Regions from separate parts of the Mus musculus genome. Here all the other regions are linked to region 1. The links are chromatin contacts, found by Hi-C or POLR2A ChIA-PET in ENCODE. All regions are on one chromosome and are shown on one strand. Each heading gives the region's core, a stretch centred on a gene start or an enhancer-like site at or near the end of the contact. The rest is flanking DNA. Distances are from core to core; before and after follow the strand shown.

Region 1 (2,635 bases), core at 92-2,591:
ACCCCTGAGCTCTTGACTCTAGCTGCATATGTATCAAAAGATGGCCTAGTCGGCCATCACTGGAAAGAGAGGCCCATTGGACACGCAGACTTTGTGTGCCCCGGTACAGGGGAACGCCAGGGCCAAAGGGGGGGAGTGGGTGGGTAGGGGAGTGGGGGTGGGTGGGTAAGGGGGACTTTTGGTATAGCATTGGAAATGTAAATGAGCTAAATACCTAATAAAAAATGGAAAAAAAAAAAAAAAAAAAAAAAAAAAGAAAATCAACTGCTCATTCTTCAGCTGAATTGGTTTAAGAGTTAAGAGAGCTCGCTGCTGTTGCGGAAGGGCCAGGGTTTGGTTCTTAGCGCCACATGGTGGCTCACAACAGTTTGTAAATCCCAGTTCCAAGGGGATCTAAAACCCTCTTCTAACATATGTAGGCTCAAGTGTGGTGCATAGATACGAACAGGCAAAACACCCATACACACACATAGAAAACATAAGATATTAAAAGAAAGTATTTGAGGCGACCCCGAGGTAAATAGTGAAGCCAGTTGGGCTGTGTCAAAAACACAGGCAGCAAAGCTGTAACTCATACACTTAAGAGGAGGCGGAGGGATAGGGATGCAAGAGCTCTCAAGGCCAGTCTCAGCTAATTAGCAAGTCAGAGGCCAACCTGGGCTACACCGTCTCGAACCCACCAACGCACCCCTCCAAAAACACAAAAACAATCTAACAAAAACTATACGACACTTAAAATAGCAACTAGACAGTTTGCATTTGTTGCTAAGTGAAGCATTAACACAAACAAAACCCGTTATTCTGGCGAGCTACAAACTGCCGCTTGGCGGTTAAGCATGAATGTGGGGCTGTTAGGGGAAAGGCAGCATAAACTCACTCAAAAACTACCCCTCAACAACGAAAAAAAGAGAGAATTTTATGTTGCCATTTCTTGTAAGAGGTCAAGAGAAGGGCCAGTTTGGGGCCTCACACACTTAATAAAGACAATGTCACCATGGGAGCAACTTTTCAGTCCAAACTCGGATAAGAAGCTCGCTGCGGGTTTTCTTCGCTGTCGGAGCAAATCCGCCGCGCTAAGTGATCGCCCACAGCAAACTCCAGCGAGCGCGGGCTGGCCCGGCTCTGAGGTCCCCGTGCTGGAAACCATGTCCGCCTCAGTCCCCTAATCCCCACCAGGCCACTGACCGACTTGACAGCGGCTTCCTGCTCGTCCACCGCCAGCGCCCATGAGTCGGTGGCCATGGTCCCGACGCGAGCCGACCTGCAGAGATGCTCCGCGCCCCGCCAACACCAGCGCCGAACGCAAGCCCGCGCCAAGTGCCACTCACACGGAGCGGAAAAAGACCCGCGCGGAGTTGACGTCAGTTCCTGCCCCGCGCGTCCGTCTTCCACCCACGCTCCGCCCCCAGGAAGATAAGCATGCGGAGCTTAGCACTTTAAGGTCCTGAGTCGCTTATTTCTTAATTTGAGGCCAGCCTGATCTACTGAGAGAGTTCCAGGACGGCCAGGGCCACACAGAGAAACCCTGTCTCGAAATGCTAAAAAGAGGAGGAAAAAAAAAAAAAATTCCATCTCGCTAGGTGCGATCTAATTGAGTTAACGTCCTAGAGCTCTGCAGAGTTACTTAGTACTCGCCCAATCGCTTCATTTCATAACCAAAATACTTACCCATTTTTTGGTTTTGAAACTAGGTATCTTGTTTTAAAACAAGGCTACCTTGAACTCGGTTTCCTCCTTAATAATCTCCAACACCTAGATTACAAGGGATCGAACGCTCTCTCTCGAGATGGCTCAGCGGTTAAGAGCACTGACTGTTCTTCCGAAGGTCCTGAGTTCAAATCCCAGCAACCACAAGGTGGCTTACAACCAACCGTAATGACATCTGACACCCTCTACTGGTGTGTCTGAAGACAGCTACAGTGTAGTTACATATAAATAATAAATATTTTTTAAAAAAATAGAACGCTCTCTAGTGGCCTTTGCAGTCGCAGACACACATGCATATACATACAACTAAGAATGAAATGATCTGAGCATAGGTGGCACAGGCCTTTAATCTCAGAATTTGGGAGGCAGAGGCCACTAGAGCAAATTCCAGAACAACTAGGGCTACACAGAGGAAACCCTGTCTCAAAAAACAATTAAAAACAAACAAAACAGAGTTACATCCTATGTGTGTGGATATGTATTTAGTTTTGTTTTTTTTTTTTTGTTTTTTTTTTTGAGTCAAGAATTTCATGTATCCCGTGGCTTTTTTTTTTTTTTTTCTGCCTCCCAAATACTGGGATAAGAGAAGTACTTTCCCTCTGTTGGGATACATTTTAAGTCATGATAGTTGTGTAAAGCTGTTTGAATGACTTAGGCACTTCACAAAAAGGATGCTCTTAAAATAGTGCAAAATTTTAATGGAATGGTAGTGAACACTTTTAACTCCAGTACTTGGGAGGTGTAGGAGGAAGATTGAGAGTGCAAGGCCAGTCTCTGCTACAGGAGACCTAGTCTCAAAATGCATATATTTTGAGTCTAACTGCCCATTGTCCTCTTGAAATTGCACTACCAAGCATACCTATTCTAGTACCAAGAACATGGCTATTTCTTCATGTATCTGCTGGGACATACTTCTTAGAGAAGACAT
Region 2 (2,635 bases), core at 98-2,597, 53 kb before region 1:
AGTTTCAGGACATCCTTTGAAAGGATGACAGTCTCACCTTATAGACAAGGGTCGAGATCAGAGAGGTCAAATGGTTACGTGGGGGACCAGTGGCAATGTCAGAATGTGGATTCAGATGTTGCTAGGTTGGAAGGCTTTGAGCTTAAGTGGATAGAGGAGCCATCTCTTTTTAATGCCAGCTCCTCAAGAGACTTAGGCAGAAGGACCTGAGTTTGAAGCATTCCTGGGCAACTTAGTCTTAATTGTTGGGGGAAAAGCTGCTGCCGATAGCTAGATGCTATGGTTAGCATGTGTATCTCCCTACTACCAAGTGATTAAAAACAATTAGAGAAAACTCTTCCTTCTGTATTCTGGGGACACACGAGTGCGAGGCAGAGTGTAATTATCCATTCGTATCTTCCTACTTACAAGAATATTTCAGATGGACCTGCCAGCACATGCCTGTGATCCTAGGATTTCAGGGTTAACCTCAACTACATAGTAAGTTCTAGGCCACCATGAGACTTTGTTTCAGCAACTAAAAATGGGGTGTAATTGGGGTGTCCTTAGGTTGATAGAGGACTCGTTTGGCATATATAAATCCACAAGTGTCTTAGCCCTCCTTGTAGTCCCAGCACTTGGGAAGGAGAAGCAGGAGGCTGAGCAATTCAGGAGCGTCCTTGGTGACAAAGCCCTACCTCCAAATAAGGTTTCAAAACTTTTTGTAGTCAGTGTTTTTCTGATTCTTGTAGTGTAAGGTTTTTTATACAGAGATGATAGATAGTTGGGTAAACATTTATTGATGCCTATTCTAATATTTTTTTTTAATCTGTATGGGTATTTTGCCTGTGTGTCTGTATCACATGTGTGCTGTGCTGGGACCACTAGATCCCTGGAACTGGAGTTACGGAGGGTTGTGAACCGAACCTAAGTACTCTAGAAGAGCAACCAGTGCTCTTAACAGTTACCTCTCTCTCTAGCCGCCTTAATGCCTGATCTGTCTACGACTATACTGGGTCACACAGTAGGAAGAGATGGTGGATTAAGTAATACAGTTACTATGCCTTTAAGTTAATATATTTAATTTTGAGATGGAGTCTCACTGTAGCTCAGACTGGCCTGAGACTGACTATAGTTCAGGCCATAGATTTTATATTTTAAGTGAGAGAGGTGTAACTAGCTTTCTCTCTCTCTCTCTCTCTCTTGTAGTTCTAGTTTAGACTCAATAAATGTGGGCTAGATATCACTTGTGATTCAAATGAGTTCATATCCCAAGAGGGTGAGGTATGATTGGACACAAGCCTGGTTTTGAGATCTCTGGATGCTGTTTATGATCACGAGTGTGACCTTGGCCTCATGCAAGAGGTGATGGCTAAAGACTGAAGTGTTGTGTAGGCATGCCACAGGAATGCAGGCTCTTGGCCTGGAAAAGACAGGGTGCACAGAAAGAAGAAGCAGAGGCCAGACCCTTCAGAACGCAAGGAGAGACTCAGTAAAAAGCAGAAGGAAAGAGAGAGGTCCGGAGAGGCGAGAGACTGTGTTTATAGTTACTTGGAAGTCAAGTGTGGTCAGCAGTAACAAAGGGAAGTTACCTGAGCAAAGGCGGTGTCTCCGGAGCTGGGTGTTGTCGGCACTAGCACCAGTACCTGGCAGCCCTAATGAGCCAGGCTCAGTATGGCACCCTTTTTAGCCAGTTAAAAGCAGGAAGAGGAGATTCATTCAGTATGGCCACACTGGGAAAAAGACAAAGAGATCCAGTGACCACTCCCTCCCCCCAAGTTTGTCTTGGTTCCCGTTGTTTAAATGTGAGTAGAGGGCCAAAGTTAGGATGCACAGCTGTGGAACCCAGTCAAGTTAACCCTGCCGGCACTGAGTGGTCTCTCTACCAGGTAGCCTGACCAGCTATCAGCATGGCGGACATCTCTTTCTGGGAGACAGGTTCCTACTCTGGCTAGTGCCAGGCTTGAAGCCTTCCCAGTCTTTCTCTCTGTAGGAGCTTCCTGGGGAATGGGGGGATAACTCCAACCCCTCGGAGTGTCTTATTCCAATAATTTGATCACCAAAGTAAGGGACACAAGTGTTTCTCCCCTTTTAAAAAAGACTTAGCTGGGCATGGTAACACACACATTTAATTCCAGCACTCAGGAGGCGGAGGCAGAGACAGGCAGATCTCAGTGAATTCGAGGTCCACAAAGTGAATCCAGGACAGCCAGGGCTCTGTTACACAGAGAAAAACCCTGTCTGAAACAAACAAACAAACAAACAAACAAACAGACTTACTTTACTTTAAAAATTGTAGGTGTGCCTGGGCGGGGTGTGTGCATGTGTGTGCGCGCTCCCGGGTACATAGTCGGAAGAGAATGTCACATCCCTGGAAGCTGAAGTTACAGTTGATTGTGAGCTACCAGGCATAGAGCATATGAAAAGAAAGTTTCCTTTTCTCCCCTGACTTTTTTTTTTCTGCAGGGAAGATACAGGGTACATTTTGATACATTTCGATACATTTTGATACATCATGACCCTAATTTATGTTTCCATGTTTCTCATCGTCAGCTAATTCAAGCCTATGGGTACCCAGGCTCAGGATTGAACCAGGACATCAGATACACTAAAGTCTTTTGCCACAAGCCACAACCCCGGCCACAACTATAGTTAT
Region 3 (2,635 bases), core at 55-2,554, 59 kb after region 1:
GACTGAAAGCCAGCGAGTGGGTCCAGCAGGTTTCAGGCCTGATGGATGGTAAAGGCGGTGGCAAGGACATGTCCGCCCAGGCCACAGGCAAGAACGTGGGCTGCCTTCAGGAAGCACTGCAGCTGGCTACCTCCTTTGCCCAGCTCCGTCTGGGAGATGTGAAGAACTGATGGGAGGGAAGCCCTCTCGGGAAAGCAACTCGCCATCAACCAGACATGTCCGAAGGCGGGAATTCAGCCAGGAGCTCTCCTCCCGCCACGAAGACATTGGAGTCATGGGACCTCTCAGCAGCCCTGTCCGTCCTGATCCAGCGGTAATGGGAACACGCCTGGAGCTGTCCTGTGATTCATTGCCCCCCTCCATTACTGCTCTGAGCCCATTCATGTCAGCACCATCTGTCTAAAATCACTACCCAGGAATGCTTTTTAACGTCATGATCACATCTAGATGAGGTCACTCTGCCAGCCTGAGGCTTTAGGTCTGCAGAGGAAGGAAGCCTTTTCTCTGCAGAAAATAAAAAGGACCATGTGCAATACTTGGTGATGTCATGCGCTCTGCTTCTTGTCCTGAGGTGAGCCCTGGCTCCTGTATATCTGTTACGGTTCCAGCCTGTTTCTGGTTGATGGTATCACCGAATAGACTCCCAGACTCCTGAAAGTTCAGGAAATTCAATAGAAGGGTGGAGGAAAATAATTCTGAGTTGCTTCCAGTGGAGAACCACTGTTCTTAGTCTCTTAGGACAACCTCCACCATGCCTGTCCACATGCCTGTTTGAGGCTGCTGATATGAGGTCAGACAACTGATATAGGCAGTATGAACATGTAGGTGTGTCCTACTAACTGCCCCACCCCTACTGCTTTAACCTAAAGTAGGTTCAAGACCCTGGCCCAGCCCTAAAATGCAATTTGTATGAATCTACAAACAGCAGGGTCTGGAAGCAGAGATACTGTCTGCTTATGACAGTTCCTCAGAGTGTTAGAAATATCTAGTTGTACAAAGAGAGATACCGTCCATTTATTAAACAAGTGTTGAAGCAGCCAGAGGACTAATTGCACGAGTAAACAAAAACCTCTCACCTTGGGCAAGCTTATGTGAAACAGTCTGAATGCAAACTTCTAGGAATAACAACAGATCCGTTCCTTAGGACTAGCTAAAGTACCAGCATAGGAGTCCAGCTATACCTCGCCGTTCTTCCTCCACTCCGCTAGGTGGCAGCGCGCACACCTACCGCTCTCCCGATAGGCTCTGCGCGGGCGCGCATCTTTAAGCGAGCGGAAGAGCCGGGTGCGCAAGGGCAGCCCAGCAGGCGGAAGTAGCTCGCACGCCGGTAGCCGCCATGCCGGGAGACCATCGCCGCATCCGCGGGCCGGAGGAGTCTCAGCCGCCGCAGCTGTACGCGGCCGAAGACGACGAGACGCCCGCTGCTCGCGACCCGACGCGGCTCCGCCCGGTGTACGCGCGCGCCGGGCTGCTGAGCCAGGCCAAGGGCTCCGCCTACCTGGAGGCGGGCGGGACCAAGGTGCTGTGCGCCGTGTCCGGTCCGCGGCAGGCCGAGGGCGGCGAGCGCGGCAGCGGCCCTGCGGGAGCGGGCGGGGAAGCTCCCGCTGCCCTCCGGGGTCGCCTGCTCTGCGATTTCCGCCGCGCTCCCTTCTCCGGTCGCCGGCGTCGCGCGCCCCAGGGCGGCGGCGGGGAGGATCGCGAGCTGGGACTGGCGCTACAGGAGGCTCTGGAGCCCGCCGTGCGCCTGGGGCGCTACCCGCGTGCTCAGCTCGAGGTGTCGGCGCTGCTGCTGGAGGACGGCGGCTGTGCGCTGGCCGCGGCGCTCACCGCGGCCGCGCTCGCCCTGGCCGACGCGGGAGTGGAGATGTACGATCTGGTGGTGGGCTGCGGCCTGAGCCTCACCCCGGGACCCTCCCCGACCTGGCTGCTGGACCCCACGCGGCTGGAGGAGGAGCACTCCGCGGCCGGTCTCACGGTGGCCCTCATGCCTGTGCTCAATCAGGTGGCCGGGTTACTGGGCAGTGGGGAAGGCGGGCAGACTGAGAGTTGGACCGATGCTGTGCGCCTGGGCCTGGAGGGCTGCCAGCGCCTCTACCCAGTGCTGCAGCAGTGTTTGGTGCGGGCTGCCCGCCGGAGGGGTGCCGCCGCCCCACCCTGATTGGAAAAAACCGGAGCGACGAGGATTCGAGGACTGCTATCGCCCTTCTCTCCCTAAAGGACCAAGCGCTGATGGTCGCCTGACTCCGCAGAGCTGAGAAACGAAGAGTGGGGCAGTTGGGCGCACAGAACCAAAGCACTGGACAGCTCTGTTGGAAAGGTTTAAAAGGCCGTTGGAAACACGATCCAGTTGGAGAGATTTGAAAGCAGCCATACTCCCAAGTTGGAAAGGACTTGGGCTGGATTTACCTAGTAAATGAGATAAGGGGCTATGGTCTTGTAGGAGATGGACCCAGTGCAGGCCAGCCATTGGCTCCAATACATAATAAACTGATTCTTTTGAGAGGATGGACCAGGGGACTTTGCCTTCTCACTACTCAGAGTAAAACATAAAAACTATTTTATGACTGGAAATACATCTGTTGTGTTTTTTCTTGATACTAGAGTTAGAAACAATGCTGTTCTGAACTGGGTGTGT

What was found. A loop is a pair of places that touch in the nucleus more often than their neighbours do. ChIA-PET counts read pairs that join two places held with the same protein, here RNA polymerase II (POLR2A).
Region 2: POLR2A ChIA-PET joins it to region 1 with 14 read pairs in Patski. The contact joins the enhancer-like site here to the promoter of Ddx19a in region 1. POLR2A ChIA-PET finds 5 or more read pairs at or near these places in 2 of 5 experiments (Patski and embryonic stem cell).
Region 3: POLR2A ChIA-PET joins it to region 1 with 16 read pairs in Patski. The contact joins the promoter of Exosc6 here to the promoter of Ddx19a in region 1. A Hi-C loop is called at or near these places in 6 of 37 maps with a recorded cell type or tissue (T-helper 1 cell, T-helper 17 cell, left cerebral cortex and 3 more). POLR2A ChIA-PET finds 5 or more read pairs at or near these places in 3 of 5 experiments (Patski and embryonic stem cell).

The regions. Positions count from the first base shown.
Region 1 is chr8:110,996,482-110,999,116 of GRCm38, forward strand. Ddx19a (DEAD box helicase 19a) reads right to left here and starts at 1,342. Exons shown (of 12, transcript NM_007916.2): 1 at 1,186-1,342. The coding sequence starts at 1,242.
Region 2 is chr8:110,943,155-110,945,789 of GRCm38, forward strand. All of the region lies in intron 1 of St3gal2 (ST3 beta-galactoside alpha-2,3-sialyltransferase 2), which reads left to right. Gm39251 (a long non-coding RNA gene) reads right to left here. Exons shown (of 4, transcript XR_001778654.2): 2 at 2,260-2,357; 3 at 1,572-1,712. Among named protein-coding and RNA genes, the nearest start is that of Gm39251, 4.6 kb to the right of the region's middle. Within about 2 kb of position 1,348, at least 1 of the 3 ENCODE cell types and tissues checked has a DNase peak (open chromatin) inside an H3K27ac peak, as active enhancers do.
Region 3 is chr8:111,055,035-111,057,669 of GRCm38, forward strand. Exosc6 (exosome component 6) reads left to right here and starts at 1,305. Exons shown (of 1, transcript NM_028274.4): 1 at 1,305-2,630. The coding sequence starts at 1,337. The coding sequence ends at 2,158. Aars (alanyl-tRNA synthetase) reads left to right here. Exons shown (of 21, transcript NM_146217.4): 21 at 1-535. The coding sequence ends at 170.